Linked DNA regions of Homo sapiens: all the other regions are linked to region 3. Evidence: chromatin contacts called from ENCODE Hi-C or POLR2A ChIA-PET data. All regions are on one chromosome and are shown on one strand. Each heading gives the region's core, a stretch centred on a gene start or an enhancer-like site at or near the end of the contact. The rest is flanking DNA. Distances are from core to core; before and after follow the strand shown. Region 1 has its middle 35 kb from the start of BCOR. Region 2 overlaps BCOR (BCL6 corepressor). Region 3 holds the start of BCOR (BCL6 corepressor).

Region 1 (4,897 bases), core at 1,570-4,069, 35 kb after region 3:
TACCACCCTCCGGGCCTTCTCCTCCATGACTCTGCCTCCCCTGCCCCAGCAACTCCCTATGCACCTGCCCTCCTTCCCTGTCCCTCTTCATCTAAATCTTCAACAGGTGGAGAGCAGCCTGATTAAGGGTGCACCCCAATTCCCTCCTTGTGGTCACACTATGAGGTGGGCACTTAGTTACTCTCCTTTTACAGGTGAGGAAACTGAGGCATGGAGACTGAGGGGAGGGCAGCCTGCACTATGACCTATCCTAATGACTCAATCTGGGAGGTTTCCCCTGGTCTTCCTGGTCCTCCAAGACCCGCTCTGCCAGGGATTCCGGGGTGCTGACTCACACATCACTCCTTCAGGCCCATGGTGTGAGTTCGTCAATGAGATCATGGAGACGTGTGACCATTTTTAGCCCTTGGCTAGGTGTGGGGCACATAGAAGGAGCCCCATCATGTGTCGCATCGCTGTGCAGCTCCAAGCCTACCCCTGTCTGCTCTCAGCAAGGCAGCTGCTGCATGTGAGGCTTGGTGGTAATGAGGGAAGCATGTCGGTGGGGAGGTTCAGGAGCCCCAGAAGGAAAAGAAGAGGACCAGAGAGAGCAGGTTCCTCGGAGTGCTAAACACAGGCCCAACTGCCTTTTTCAGGAATAAGGGTGTGGGCCAGAGGGGCAAACGACCCCCTCCACAAATGCCAGTGAATTGCAGCAGGCACATAATGGCTCCTCCCTCTTGTGTCCTGCCTTCCAAGGGTACCCTATTTGGCAAATCCTACCCACTCTGGCAGCCCCTGGAACCCAGCCACCCTCTTAATGCCCCTCATCCTGAGGCATCTGTCATGCAAGCCACCCCCCACCTTCCCTGGGGAGCTGGCTTGCTGGCCCCAGTGGTCTCCATGTGACCTTTCCTCAGCTCCTCCACTGTCTCCAGACCTGAGGTGAAGAAAGCAAGGTCAGAGAAGGGGCCCACTCATGACCGTGAGACAGAAGACCCACGCCAACCAAAGCTGCTCTCTTTCTCTCCAGCTGCCCCTCAGGCCACCATTGCAACAGATGACCCTCCTGGGCCCCAAACCAGGTTGTCTGACCTGAAAACACTCAGTACTCAGCCAGGTGTTCCCATTCGGAGCCCAGTGAGCTTGCACTTGAGATCAGGCACATGGGTAAGGCTGATATGGGGGTGACAGTGAACCACAGATCTTGCAGTCCCAACCTCCTGAGAGAGCTGAGCTGGTCAGAATGAGAAGGTGCTCACTGCACCCTGCATTTACTATCCAAAAGGACTAGAAATGACTAGAAACTGAGAAAAACAGGCCAGGCGCAGTGGCTCACGCCTGCAATCCCAGCACTTTGTAAGGCCGAGGCAGGCAGATCACCTGAGGTCGGGGGTTCGAGACCAGCATGGAGAAATCCCATCTCTACTAAAAATACAAAATTAGCCAGGCGTGGTGGCACATGCCTGTAATTGAAGCTACTCAGGAGGCTGAGGCAGGAGAATCGCTTGAACCCAGGAGGCAGAGGTTGCAGTGAGCCAAGATCGCGCCATTGCACTCTAGCCTCGGCAACAAGAGCGAAACTCTGTCAGTAAAAGAGAAGAGAAGAGAAGAGGAGACAAGACTGAGAAAAACGGTCCCTATGGCCCAGTAGACATGAACAACTGCAAGCGACTGGAGACCTGGCACCTGGCACTGGCTTTACCCTGTTAGCCTCCAGGCCTCAAATTAGAAGGAGGAGGGGAACTCATGCTTGTCCAGCACTTCAGCAAGATCATCTCACTGAATCCTCATAACAACCCCATGAGATACCGTGGTGGTTTTAAACACGCCCGCTAGTTATTCGACACTCTTCCCACCAAGAGGTGTGGTCTCTGTCTCTACTTCTAGAAGTCTGGGTGGGCTTGTGACTGCTTTCAACACAACAGAAGTGACACTCTGAGACTTGTAAGACAAAGGCAGAAGAAGCCATGCAGCTTGCTCCTGGCTCTTTTTGGGGCACTTGCTCTGAGAGAAGTCAGTAAGAAGTCTACTGCCATGGCAGAGACTCACAACATAGGTGCCACAGTCAACAGCCCAGCAGAGCTCCCAGCCAATAGCCAGCATCAACTGATTGCTACAGGAGTGTGCCATCTCGGATATCCTTCCGATGGCTGCAGCCCCTGTTGATGTGTGACTGCAACCGAATGAGATATCCCAAGTGAGAAGTACCCAGCTGAGTCCGTTCCAGAATTCCTAACCCACAGAATTGTGAACAAAATCAAAGAGTTGGGGTTTTTTTTGTTTGTTTTTGAGACAGTATCACTCTGTCACCCAGGCTGAAGTGCAGTGGTGGGATCTCAGCTCACCACAGCCTCGACCTCCAGAGCTCAAGGAATCCTCTCACCCTAATTTTTGTATTTTTGTAGAGACAGGGTCTCCCCATGTTGCCCAGGCTGGTCTCCAACTCCTAGGCTCAATTGACCTACCCGCTTCGGCCTCCCAAAGTGCTGGGATTACAGGCATGAGCCACCAAACCCGGCCAAAGAGTTGTTTTAAGTGGCAAAGTTCTGGGGTAATTTGTTGCATGGCACTAGTCACAAAACAGATCCGTGGTGTTCCCACTTGAAACTGAGGTGCAGAGGGGCTGAATAACTTGCCCATGGTCACACACCTGGTAAGTGGCAGAACTGAGACTCAAACCTGGTCTCTCAGAATCCAAATCATAGCCCCTTCTCACGGTGCCCCCCTAACATTTTCTCACTTCCAAGAAGAGAACATTCTTTTCAGACTCGACTAGTTTCCAAACCTGGCTGTGCGTCAGAGTCAGCAGTGGCGTGTTAAAGATAGAGATTTCCAGGCCCCACCCCAGGCCTAGTGAGTCAGTATTTTCAGGCGTGGGGCCAGGACTCTGAATTCTGAACTGGCACCCCAGGTGACCCTGAAGCAGTTAGTGCGTGAACCGGACAGTGAAACCCACTGCTCAGCCAGGTTATTACAGAAAACTGGAGGGGACCAGCAAGGTTTTCTTCAAAATATAGCAGTTTCAGAAAATCCCTCATGATCTGAGCTCATCTGCTTCAATTTCTTTTTTTTCTTTTTTTCTTTTTTTTTTTTTTTTGAGATGGAGTCTCGCTCTGTCGCCCAGACTGGAGTGCAGTGGCATGATCTCAGCTCACTGCAACCTCCGCCACCTGGGTTCAAGTGATTCTGCTGCCTCAGCCTCCTGAGTGGCTGGGATTACAGGCACATGCCACCACACCTGGCTCATTTTTGTATTTTTAGTAGAGACAGGGTTTCACCATGTTGGTCAGGCTGGTCTCGAACTCCTGACCTCGTGATCCACCCTCCTCGGCCTCCCGAAGTGCTGGGATTACAGGCGTGAGCCACCGCCCCCGGCCATCTACTTCAATTTCAACTTTTTTTTTTTTTTTTTCTTTTTGGAGACGGAGTCTCGCTCTGTCGCCCAGGCTGGAGTGCAGTGGCGCTACCTCGGCTCACTGCAAGCTCCGCCTCCCGGGTTCATGCCATTCTCTTGCCTCAGCCTGCCGCATAGCTGGGACTACAGGCGACGGCCACCACGCCCGGCTAATTTTTTTGTATTTTTAGTAGAGACGGGGTTTCACTGTACTAGCCAGGATGGTCTCAATCTCCTGACCTCGTGCTCTGCCCGCCTCGGCCTCCCAAAGTGCTGGGATTACAGGCGTGAGCCACCGCGCCCGGCCTCAATTTCAACCTTCTTGGCCCTAACATCTGGGGAGTCTTTTCTACTCCCACACCACTAAGAGACAGAAATTGATGGGAGGCTATCCAACCAGTAAGTACACTCATGTGTATTAACACCTTGCTAGGCTCTGTGGTCCCTGTGCTCTAAGAACTTACAACTGAAGCGAGGAGATAAGGCGTAAAGTCATTTCAGAGCAACCAAATGATAAGTTTTGTGGCTGTGACAATAAGCACAAAGGCATCTGGGAGAATTAGACTGAAATGTAACCCCCTAGAAATTTGGGAGGGGCTCCGCAGAGGAGGTGGGGCCTGGAGCTGGGAGTCAGGGTGAGCAGGGGGATCACTCCAGGCAGGGGGCTCAGGGGCTGAGGCTCCCTCCCAGGGCAGAACAAGCAGGAGGGCATGAATGGGTAGAGGGACTCACTGGGCTGCCCCAGGGGTGTGCTCTGTGGCAGCTGTGGAACCAGAGGAGAGGGGAAGACGAGGACCAGATCAGAGAGGGGTCAGGGGACTTGAAGTCTGATCCAGATTTTTATTTTCTCAGTTTCCAAAAGCTACTGTCATTTACAGATCAAGGACATGGTCAGGCGTGGTGGCTCACACTTGTAATCCCAGTACTTTGGGAGGCTGAGGCGGGAGGATGGCTTGAGCCCAGGAGTTCAAGACCAGCCTGAGCAACATAATGAGACCTTGTCTCTACTAAAAATAAAAAATTGGCTGGGTGTAGTGGCGCACACCTGTGGTCCCAGCTTCTTGGGAGGCTGAGGTGGGAGGATCACTTGAGCCCAGGAGGTTGAGGCTGCAGTGAGCCATGATCACACCACTGCATTCCAGCCTGGGTGACAGAATGAGACCCTGTCTCAAAAACCAAACACCAAAAAATAAAAAAGGCAGTCCCCCTTCCAAGTCCAGGCTAGGATTAGTTACAGAAGATGGATCAACTCACACACCTTTGGAGCCAGGAGCCAGAATTCTCCCAAATAAGAGACTGAATCCCCATGGGGCTCCACCATAAAACATATCTGCCCCAGTGCCCCAGTCTCTTTGCTTACAAGATGTAAACCTTGATGCTGCTACCTTGAATTTTTAGACAGTGGATTCCTTTGATTAGAACCACTCTGGGCAACGGTGATGAGATTCCATTAACCATCGGAATCAATTGAACCAAGAGCTTTCCTTCCTAAAGGGAAGGGCTAGGTTCCAGTACTTGGCT
Region 2 (4,614 bases), core at 1,768-4,267, 36 kb before region 3:
CAAGCTAATGAGCTGTGTACCCAGCCAGGGAGAGGCCCTGTCACGTGACTCAGGGATCAGCTCTAAGCGCCACCGACTGCTGTGCACAGATCAATCTACCCGGATCCCGGCAGCCGGCCTGGTGTCCTATCAACCCAGGGTTTATTTGCTCTGACAATTATGGCCTTCACCTGGAAACCTTCATCACTACTAGGGCTGATCTGAGGGAACATAGAAATGAAAGATGTCGAGGCTGAAGGGTAAGTCAACTCTGTTATCCTGGAGGATGGCAGGCAAGACAACAGTAACCCAACAACCAGGTCAGACGTTTTGCCATTGGCCACCGTAACACTTCTGATGTTCCCAAATGTGTATGTCATATCCCACAGTGACCTGTGAGATCTCAGGAAGGAAAAGTGGTATGAGTCTCATTCAACACTCAAGGAAGTTGAGGCCCAGAGAGGTTAAGCCCCATATTCAATTAACACAAAGTATCAGACCCATAACTCAGGTCTTTTGGCAACGGGTCTGCTGGGAAGTTTCCAAAGGCCCAATCAAGGGCCCTGGCTAGAGGGCTGCAATCCAGCCATGACCGGCATCCCTTGCACCTTTTCTGTTGGGGTCAAGCAGGCTAATGACACTCTCCTAGATGGGAGGGTGATGGGATCTTAAATGGGTGGCAACCGCTGTCACCAACAGAGAGAATGAAGAAGCCAGACAAGTCTGTCTACCCATTACATTACTTGGTTTATTCTCCACGCTGGAAATGGGAGTGTTTGAAGGGCAGCCCGCCCATTCCCAAACAAAATCAAACTGTTTTTGTTGGACAATTCTCTGTTAAGCAGCTATAAGCTGAATGACATTAACCGCAAAATGTAACCATAAAGGCCATAAACCCGACATTGTTAATTAATTAAATGCCTCATTAACTTTTTTAAAAACATGATTTATTCGATTCATAGAAAACTTAACCATCACTACTAAATGCACACACATGCGGTTCCACATTGGCATCTTAGCCTAAGAACAGACAGGTTCAACTGTAACTGGCCTTTCAGGTGGTCTATTACAGATCTGAAGACAGAGGGTGTTTCTAAACCTCAAGAACCAGATTAACAGAAAACAAAGCTTGAGCAGCCTTTTTATTGCATGTGGTATCTTTTTAGCTAAGCAGAAGACAATGATAAAGAGGGGTTTTGGGAAACCTCTCCCAAAGCTGTGCATTCATACCGTACCTTATCCTGTTAAGCAAACTGTTCTTTTATTTTAAAGGGTTTACACTGCCACATCTGAATGGACTATCATCCTAACATTTTAATTTCTGACTAAAGAAATCCCAGAAAGTTGGATTCAAAGTTGAAAGCTTTCATCTAGTAATTAAAACATTCAGCATCAAAACTGATGACCTGGGAAAGTTCTATAATGACATTTACATTTGAAGGGGAAAAGTTGTCCTTCCATAAACATTCTCAAGGCTTCTTGCACCAAAGGCCTGGTAGCCTAAGAAAGCATGGATCAGTGTTCCTTAGTCCAGGCCTGCTATAGGAAAACCACCAGAATGGAAACTGTTCCTTAGAGCACCCACAAGGGTCTCTTGAAGCTCTGGGCTCAGAAAGGTGAGACTGGCAGAAATGAAGCCAGGATCAAAGACCAGGCCAGGAGCCCTACCCCGCTATGGCCGGCAAGTTTGCTGCCCTGGAGCCCTCCCTTACCTCTGGTGTTTGCTGGAAGCACAAGTCCATTTTCCCAATCATGCGTAGGAATGAGTGGCCCTGCCTGGCACGCTGCATCTACCCTGTCCTCATAGGCGCCGCTGCTCTCAGCTTATGGGAAACCAACTGGCTGCCACTTGGGTTTAATCTGCAAGTAACTGAGCTAATTTTCAAATCCTTCTAGAGAGTTCCCTCAAAGATAATCCAGAGATATCGATAAGAAACAAGCTGGTATGAATAGACAAAGTCACATACAACCAAAAATACCTAGCTAGTGCTTCAAAGGACCATCCCACAGGTGTGAGCCAGCATCCCAGTTCCCACCCACACAATCATGCCCCAGGGTGGGCTCTGGGTCAAAGGGAGACTGGCAGCTGGGTCACCCCATCAGGAAAGGCTCAAGGCACAGCAGACTGCTGACTGCAGCATGGTTAAGGTGCATGAGCCTGGGCTCTGGCTGAATTCCGGGAGCCCACAGCTGAGCATGGCCTGGCATGGATCCTGTCGCCCGGGTGCTTCTCCACACTTCACACTCAGCCTGCTGAACCGCATTTTATTTTCACCACGACTCCTAGAGAGCTGATGCCAGCATAAAAAAAAATGTCTTTGCACTGTGGGCTATTACATCACTATCTCAACTGACAAGTGTGTGGTGGGGAGACGCACAGGGGCAGACGTAGGTTTTGAACTGTGAAAAGCGTGATTCCAATGGGAGCCAGTCCTGGAGAGGAGCCGAGTTTGGGGGGATGGGGGGAGACTGGGCTTTGGAGCCAGGCTGCTGGATTATTATCTGTTCAAATCATGTAACGCCTCTGGGACTCAGTTTCCTCATCTGAAAGCGGGAATAATATTAGTTACTACTGCACAAAGATGATGAAAGGGTGAAATGAGTTACTTTGGATCTTAGGGGCTCCGTCAACGTAAGCTATCATTGTCATGGCCCATGCTAGGAGGAGGATGAGCAGGGGGGCTGGGGAGAAGCAGTGAGTTGAGGGAAAAGTCTCAGTCCCTCCCTCCAGAGCCCTCAGCCCTAAGGCTACTGTACCCCCCCACTCAGAAAGAGACCTTAGGTCTGCCCCACCCCCCTCCCTCTGTGACCTACACAGCTACTTCCTGCCTACTCCCCCTACACGGCCACCCTTCCACCCGAAACAGTACAAGCAGCCCCAGATAGAGCTAATAACTTCTCTCCCCCTTGCTAATCAGAATCCAAAAGGGCTCATTAAAATTCCCCTAGTCGCCAAGCCCTGGGTTGTGTCAGATTTTATATCAGAGATAAGTTAGCGAGACTGGAGGATGCCGTAGCAGCCTACCTGCCTGAACACGAACTGAACATCAGAGAGGCCTTTCTTTCCACACCGCGATTGAACAAGCCACCAAAGAGACAGCAGTGAGAGTGGGGCTAACACAAACATCCTGTTGGAGCACCGGCCCAGCCCCGATGTGGAGGGGGCTGAGCTCTGCTCTCCATGTCCCTCCCCTCGCCCACCACAGTCCGCAGGCCCCGCCCCCCAGCCTGCAGCCCCAGGGAGCGCCCACAGGGACACACCTCATAGCCAAGCCTGGCTGCCCGCTGCAGAAGGGTCTCGCCAGCGTTCTTATTGACAATAAGTCTCCGTGCTTCCGGCGGCATAGGGCGAGACTGGGTGGTCTCCTGAGGGGAACTTGAGCATGGCAGCTGTGTGGACTGGGAGGCTGGTAGCAGTTGCTGCAAGCGGTCGAAGGGCTTTGGCTCCTGCTTGGCTGGTGACAGATCATAGTCCGAACTGGGCTCCGGCCGCTTTCTGAATCTCCGGACAGTCACCTATCATAAAACCAAGCAGCGCACACGGTTAAGCCCGTGTCCTTCTAACAGCCGCTGCTTCCCCTCCTCCTCCCCACGTGACAAACCTGCGTGGAGAGAGGCACTTTATTCCTTATCTTTTTTTGGGGGTGGGGGGTGCCTGTCAAAGGAGGGTTTGGGGGAAGGGATTTCATTCTTACTAGTTTGAAACTTCGCTGCCACCCAGAAGACATGCTCCTCTAGGACAGGGGAGTGACGTGTGGTGTGGGGGAGGAGTCCAGGAAAAGGAAAGCTTTGTCCCCTCAAGCTGGGAAGCAGGCAGGCGGGGATGTGTTCGCACAGGCCCCAGAGGGAAGCCGGGGTCAAGAGGTACCTTGCCATCGGCATTCTCCACGTAGTATTCCCCTGTCAGTGGCAATCCCCGCCTGGACTCCTGAGGGATCAAGTGTTTGGTTTTGCACAGTCTCTTCCCGGATGGCTTCTCGCTGTTGTCGGTGTATTTCTGCAGCAGGGAGGCAGCCTGGCAATCCTCTTCTTCGTCTGCACACAGCACATCTGTCTTCTGGTTTTCTTTAATTTTCTGCTGTTTGGCAGGCGGCCTGGAGGCTGGTGCGCAGCTTGGCTGAGCCTGCTTTTTGCCGCCTGCACTGGTGGATGAAAGACTCTTCATGGGCGGAGAGCCGGAGAACACAGGCAAGCCTAAATACGGAGGGGGTGACGGGGTGGCGGGCGGATGGGAGACGGGAGAAGAAGCGGGCGTTACACAGTTGTAGCCAGTGCAGGAAGAAAAGCCCATTGTTAACACTGATCACTGGAGCGGCTTCAGTTTTTAAAGATACACCAATTATGTTTTCAAAGCATTAATATTTTAATTATACCACATTCAAACGGCACCTAAGTTAACCCACAAAACGCCAAGTGGCAAGTTGCTTCAAAGGGCCCGGAAGAGAGGACAGAAGCTGGCTCTTCCTGCTTTCCTGCCCCCTACCCACTGGGTCTGGGTTGCTCAGGACCCAGAGACTGGAGACAGCCTGAGGCTGGAATGAAGGTGTTCAGACTTCCTTCCTGTGCAACCACGGGCAAGGACATCAAGAGAGAACTCCCTGCCTGCCACATCTTCGTTGAAGTCAATTGCTATGG
Region 3 (5,064 bases), core at 103-2,602:
CGAGCTCGGCTCGGCCCGAGGCACTCGCCACACACCCTCGCGCACGCACACGCCGACGTTCCACTTGGAGGAACGACCGGCCCCCGGAGAGGCGAGACGAGGCGGCGGTGGCGGCGGCTGGGGGTTTTTACAGTTCTTTCCCGAGTCGAAAAAGAAAGCAGACGGCAACCCGCTGCCCTCCCCTTCCTGCTCGCGAGCTAACGCCGAACCCAGCTTCCCAGCTTCCAGCCCACCTCCCCCCCCTCCGCCCGACTCGCGGCGCTCAGCGGCGACCGCGCTCCCGCGCACAGACACACACAGGCTGCAAACTTCCACTCTGCGAACTCCCTGCTCTCCTCCTGGCCCACCGGGAGGCGCCAGGCCCCCAGCCGCGCCCCCTCCCTCCCTGGTGCCCACGCGGGGCCGCTTAGGTTGGCTGCATTTTAAATAACATAGCTATGAAATAAAAACGAAAGCGAGCCAAGCAGCCAAAGGGAAGCGCGAGGCAAAAGCTTCGCGGGGTACGCTGCGGGAGGGGGCCCCGGGAGAGGGGGCCGACTGCAGCCCTCAGCGCGCCCGCCCGCCCACCCGTCCGCGGTCTCCCGGGGGAAAGGTGTTCCGGGCACTGACCTGAAATCCCCGGTGGGGGAGTAGGCAGGGAGCCTGCGATCCGGCTCTTTGAAGTTTTCCCCCAAGCGGACTCGAGGCGGCGAGAAGGAGCGGGGGGCGGTTGGGTGGGTGGAGAGAGATATGAGGGGTGGGGGGGGTTGGCGACGTTAACGAGCGGAGAAGGAGCCGGGCCGGAGAAGCGCGGCGAGCAGCAAAGTTTGCGGTCCCCGGCTGCCCGCAGCCCGCTCGCGGCGCCGCGCTCACTCGACTCCCTCGCCGTCTGCTGGCAGCCGGCTGCCCTCGGGGTCGGCCCCGCCGAGGGGTGGGCTCTGGGCCGGGTGGGGGCGGGGCGGGGCGGGCTCGGGGCCTCCGGGCAGGTGGCGACAGCCCCGTGCGATCCTCCGGGCTCCCGCAGCTGGACTGGGCTTGGCCGAGCTCAGCAGCTCCCGCGCTGCCGCCGCCGCCCGCGCTCGGGCAGGAGCCCCAGCGCCATGTTGACGGTTCGCCGCGAGCGCCCGCTCGGGCTGGGTGTGTGTGAGTGTGTGTGAGTGTTGGCCAAGTCGTCCCTGCGCGGCGACAGCGCGGCTTGGGCTCTCCGCCCGGCGGCTCGCGGGCTCCCCCTCCGCCGCCGCCGCCCGCCTAGCTCCCGCTCTCGGTCGCGGTCTGGGCTCCTGCGCGTCTCCCCCGCAGCCGCCGAGCTCGGCCCGCGTTCAGCGAGGAGCGCAGCTCTGCCTCACCTTGCCGCTGGGAGCCCAGGCTCCGTCTGCCGCCGCACGCCGCGATCCCAACGCGTCCCCCCTCCCTGGTTCCCTCCTCTTCCTCCTCCCCCTCCCTCCGCCCGTCCTCCCTCCCGCCCGCCCTACCTCCCTCCCTCCCAACAGCCGCCTCCCCTCCCCCCGCAGGCGCAGCGCTCGGGCGACAGCCGCCCGCCCGCCGCCGCCTCCAGCTCTCGCAAGTTTGAGCTCCGCCAGTCTCCGCTCACCCTCCGCTGCGGCGCCTCCGCGGCGGGGTTTCGGGAGGGGTGATTCCCCAGGAAAGGTTTGCCCGAGTTTCCCCGGCCGTCATCGATGCACGGCCCGGCACGTTTTGGCCTCTCTGGATCCGAACCCCGGACCACTTGGGTGGCGCCCCCCCTCCTCGTCCCCCGGCCTCCCCTCCCCAGCTCGGGCCGAGTTGGCTGCGCACGCCCGACCCGGGCGCACGTCCTGGGCGAGCCGGAGACCGACTTGGGCGGCGGCGGCGGCGAGGGCTGCCGGCAGAGCCAGAGCCGAAGGGATGGGGGCGGCGGGGGCGGCTCTCCCAGCCGCGCGCCGAGACTCCCCTCGCTACCCAGAAGGCCAGTGGAGGACCGCAATTACCATAAAGCGCCTCGCACTCCGCTCAGCCAAAGCTGTCAAACCCCAGCGGCAGCAGCCGCTGCCGCCGCCTCTTGCCACCAGCGCTGCGCTCTCCCGGCCTCGTCCCCTCCGAGACCCAGCGGAGCGTGGCCTGTGTGCTCCCGTGCTCACCCCCACCCCAGTTTGCCCCTTCCTCCCAGAGGAGCCCTTTCCCATTTCGGTGTTAAAAGCTACCTGAAAACACCACCCCAGGCAACGGTGGCCGTTCCGCCTGAACTCCGCGCCCGAGTTCCCCGGACGTTTCAATTGTGTGGGAATTGTTTGGAGGTGGGGGAAGGGGGGAGCAGCCCGTGGAGGCACCGGGAGGCGTGTGGGGGGCGGTCGGCGAGCGGAGATCCGCCTGTATTTCTCCCGGTTCTCGAGCATTTTCACGGTCTGTACCTCTGATGGTTGGAGGGGCTGCCCAGGCCCCTCGCCCCGGCGTTGGGAGATTATCTCCCGCGTTTTATTTTCCTTGACAGGGAGCAACTTTTGGCTTACACCGTTCGCCCCATAAATTTCCACTCGGTAACGTCGTGCTGATCGGTGCTTGGCGGCGGCGTACAGCCTGCGCCCGCAGCAGTTCAATTCAATTGACACGTATTGAGCTTCTCCAGCGCACCCGGCGCGGCTCTGGGCGCGGGGGGAGGGCGGGGGCAGGCGGGAGGGAGGGGGAAGCGGAGAAGCGAGGTTCCGGCCTCCCCGGAGCGCAAAGCCTCAAGGGCGAGCCGAGAAGCCCTAGTTGGTGAAGCTGGCGGGAAGGGGTAGGAGTGGGGGAGGGGGTATTCCGGACTAACCGCGCCCAGACTGCGGGCCCGGACTTCGCGGCCAATGGTGACCCCATTCGGCTGCCCACTAGGGTCTTTTTATACTGGGAAGGGGGTGGGGTGTCTCTTTCTGCCTAAGGACAAGATGGTGCAGGCTCCATGAAACATAAATCTGAAATGGAGGTGGCTTGTAAATCCACACGGAAAGTTTTTAAAATATCCTGGAGTGTCCCCATGCCAAAAATAATCAAAAGCATCTCAAGTTGATTACTAAGTCAAGGTCAAGGCCAAAATCAGCTCTAGCTAGCAGATATTTTCCCTTTTAAAAATTAGACTCACTACTGACTGTGGGACTGGTATTAGGTGCGATTTTATTCATTCTGTTTTAGTTCTCAGCACATAGTTATAAAAACAGCCCTTCTCAAAGCAGAAGTGAAACATCTCTACCGTTTGAAACCCGAAACTTCGGCAGAATTAAATCTTCATGCTCCAGAGCTGCTTATAACAACTGATGCAAAAGACAGGCGAGCAAGTGCCCCCGCGAGCAGTGCCCAGCCAGGCTGGGCCGCGAACGCTTCCAGGACCAGCGCCTGCAGAATGGAATGCACGCTTTTTTCTTCCTGGTCTTTCTGGGGGTGGATATCTCTGCAAGCCAACCCACACATTTTTTTAATCTCCGGTAACAAGCAGAAAGACACCTGGACTATTATGCTGTAAAACTATTTTTTATAAAGACATTTTAGGACCAGACATTAAAAGTTATTAGATTGAACGCATGCGAGTTACAGACACAGCTGGAGAAAAGGCCTCTGGTTGTGTGTTGTGGCAACATTTCTTTTTGAAGCGACTCCTTTTATTCAAAACAAGTCAAAAATAACCGGGAAGGCTGAAGCTGGGTATTTGTGGGGAAACTCTGAACGTGGTTCCAGGCGAGGAGGCCGCTCTGCTGCTGCAGGCTGGACGGGAGAACTGGCCTGGGCCAGTGTGGAGCCGTGCCAGGCTCTTCCGGCTCGGTTAGGCCGAACCGCAGAGGCCCTGGCCCGGCGCCCAGCCACCTTCTATCCCCTCCCCTCGTCTCCCCAACTCTGCCCCCAGGCACAGGCTTTTCTCGGAGTTCGAAGTCGCATGTAAACGTCCAGAACTTTTAGAAAATCCAGGAACCGAGCTCGGGGCCTGCAGCCTCTCAGAGTCTTACGGCCTCCCGGGGCTGCTGACAAAGAGGCCTGTTTGTCTAACTTTAAAAGTCCTAGAATTCGGGAGGCTGAGCCAGGAGAATCGCTTGAACCCGGGAGGCGGAGGTTGCGGTGAGCCGAGATCGCGCCGTTGCACTCCAGCCTGGGCAACAAGAGCGAAACTCCGTCTCAAAAAAAAAAAAAGAAAAGAAAAAGAAAAAAAAAAGTCCTAGAGTTAAAATGAACAGGGGTGGTGGGGGTGCTGTAAATGCGAAGGGGCCGAGGGGAGGGCTGACTGGGGGAGAAATTTGATGCTGGAGACAAACAGGCCAGTAAATTCGCCTTTGACGTAATTTGCAACATCCTCCCCCACCTTTTCTAGGGATCTTGCCTCCACGGTAGGCTGGTAGGATTAAAGGGTTTCTCCTCCATCTCCTAGGGATACATTTTTCAACTCCGTGGGATTTCAAAAATATCTTATTAAGGGAGTCCTAAGAGGCATGAGTGGTGGGGGGGATTCGTGACTCACTGGGAATTAAAATGTGGGATTTTCCCGAGGCGCTATAAGGCAGAGGGGGGGAGGGGAGATTACACCTATTGGCCCGGTTAGTTCCAATTGTTCTGGGGAAAACAAGCAGAAAGCTGTCGAAGGGCAATCCCATCTTGTGTCCTCACTTAAGAAGGGGCTCAGGGAGCTGGGGATGCCGCGGGGCCTGCAATGGGTGCCGGCGGTTTGGCCCTTCTCCTGCCCCCTCCTCTCCTGCCCTCCCACAAGCCCTTCGGGAGCTGACCCGGGGGTCAGGCTGCTATACCCAGCACTCAGCAAGGGGAGGATTTCAATGAAAACAGAGGAGGAGGAGAGAGTGAGCAAAGGAGTGCATGGGAGGGGAGGCCGTGCAGCCCACGGAGAAATAAAGAAATAGGTGCCGAAATGAGAGGTGCTGCGGATGGAGCAGCGGGGGCTGCCCCTCCGCCACCAATCTCCCTTCCCATGGAAGTGTCTCCTGATTATAACAAACCACTCGACCTCAGGCTAACCAGGCCCTGCAACTGGGCAATCGAGCTGGCCCTTCTAGGAGCAGGCCTTGAGCCTGGCTGCCCTTCTCAAGGCAGGTTGACTCTGCAAGACCCGCTAGGGCCTCTCCCACACACCTCCAGCTC

What was found. Hi-C counts contacts between places; a loop is a spot of excess contacts on that map. ChIA-PET counts read pairs that join two places held with the same protein, here RNA polymerase II (POLR2A). Pooled maps may share reads with other maps.
Region 1: a loop to region 3 is called in a map of ascending aorta, with 2.5 times the contacts of the local background. The contact joins the enhancer-like site here to the promoter of BCOR in region 3. A Hi-C loop is called at or near these places in 23 of 168 maps with a recorded cell type or tissue (A673, CD14-positive monocyte, CD8-positive, alpha-beta T cell and 17 more), 4 of 37 single-sample maps with no recorded cell type and 25 of 50 pooled maps. POLR2A ChIA-PET finds 5 or more read pairs at or near these places in 33 of 52 experiments (A549, A673, AG04449 and 28 more).
Region 2: a loop to region 3 is called in a map of CD8-positive, alpha-beta T cell, with 3 times the contacts of the local background. The contact joins the enhancer-like site here to the promoter of BCOR in region 3. A Hi-C loop is called at or near these places in 2 of 168 maps with a recorded cell type or tissue (CD8-positive, alpha-beta T cell and naive thymus-derived CD4-positive, alpha-beta T cell) and 5 of 50 pooled maps. POLR2A ChIA-PET finds 5 or more read pairs at or near these places in 15 of 52 experiments (AG04449, CD4-positive, alpha-beta T cell, CD4-positive, alpha-beta memory T cell and 12 more).

What each region holds. Positions count from the first base shown.
Region 1 is chrX:40,130,077-40,134,973 of GRCh38, forward strand. It overlaps a transcript of BCOR not described here. Among named protein-coding and RNA genes, the nearest start is that of BCOR, 35 kb to the left of the region's middle. Within about 2 kb of position 2,820, at least 12 of the 41 ENCODE cell types and tissues checked have a DNase peak (open chromatin) inside an H3K27ac peak, as active enhancers do; they include HCT116, ascending aorta, endothelial cell of umbilical vein and 4 more, where a contact is called at or near this core.
Region 2 is chrX:40,058,899-40,063,512 of GRCh38, forward strand. It overlaps BCOR (BCL6 corepressor), which reads right to left. Exons shown (of 15, transcript NM_001123385.2): 9 at 3,848-4,173; 10 at 3,241-3,495. Among named protein-coding and RNA genes, the nearest start is that of BCOR, 37 kb to the right of the region's middle. RefSeq lists an enhancer at 1-451. Within about 2 kb of position 3,018, at least 2 of the 41 ENCODE cell types and tissues checked have a DNase peak (open chromatin) inside an H3K27ac peak, as active enhancers do; they include CD8-positive, alpha-beta T cell, where a contact is called at or near this core.
Region 3 is chrX:40,096,606-40,101,669 of GRCh38, forward strand. BCOR (BCL6 corepressor) reads right to left here and starts at 1,353. Exons shown (of 15, transcript NM_001123385.2): 1 at 610-1,353. RefSeq lists silencers at 917-976, 1,067-1,116, 1,177-1,406, 1,427-1,546, 1,677-1,846 and 1 more and an enhancer at 3,743-4,263.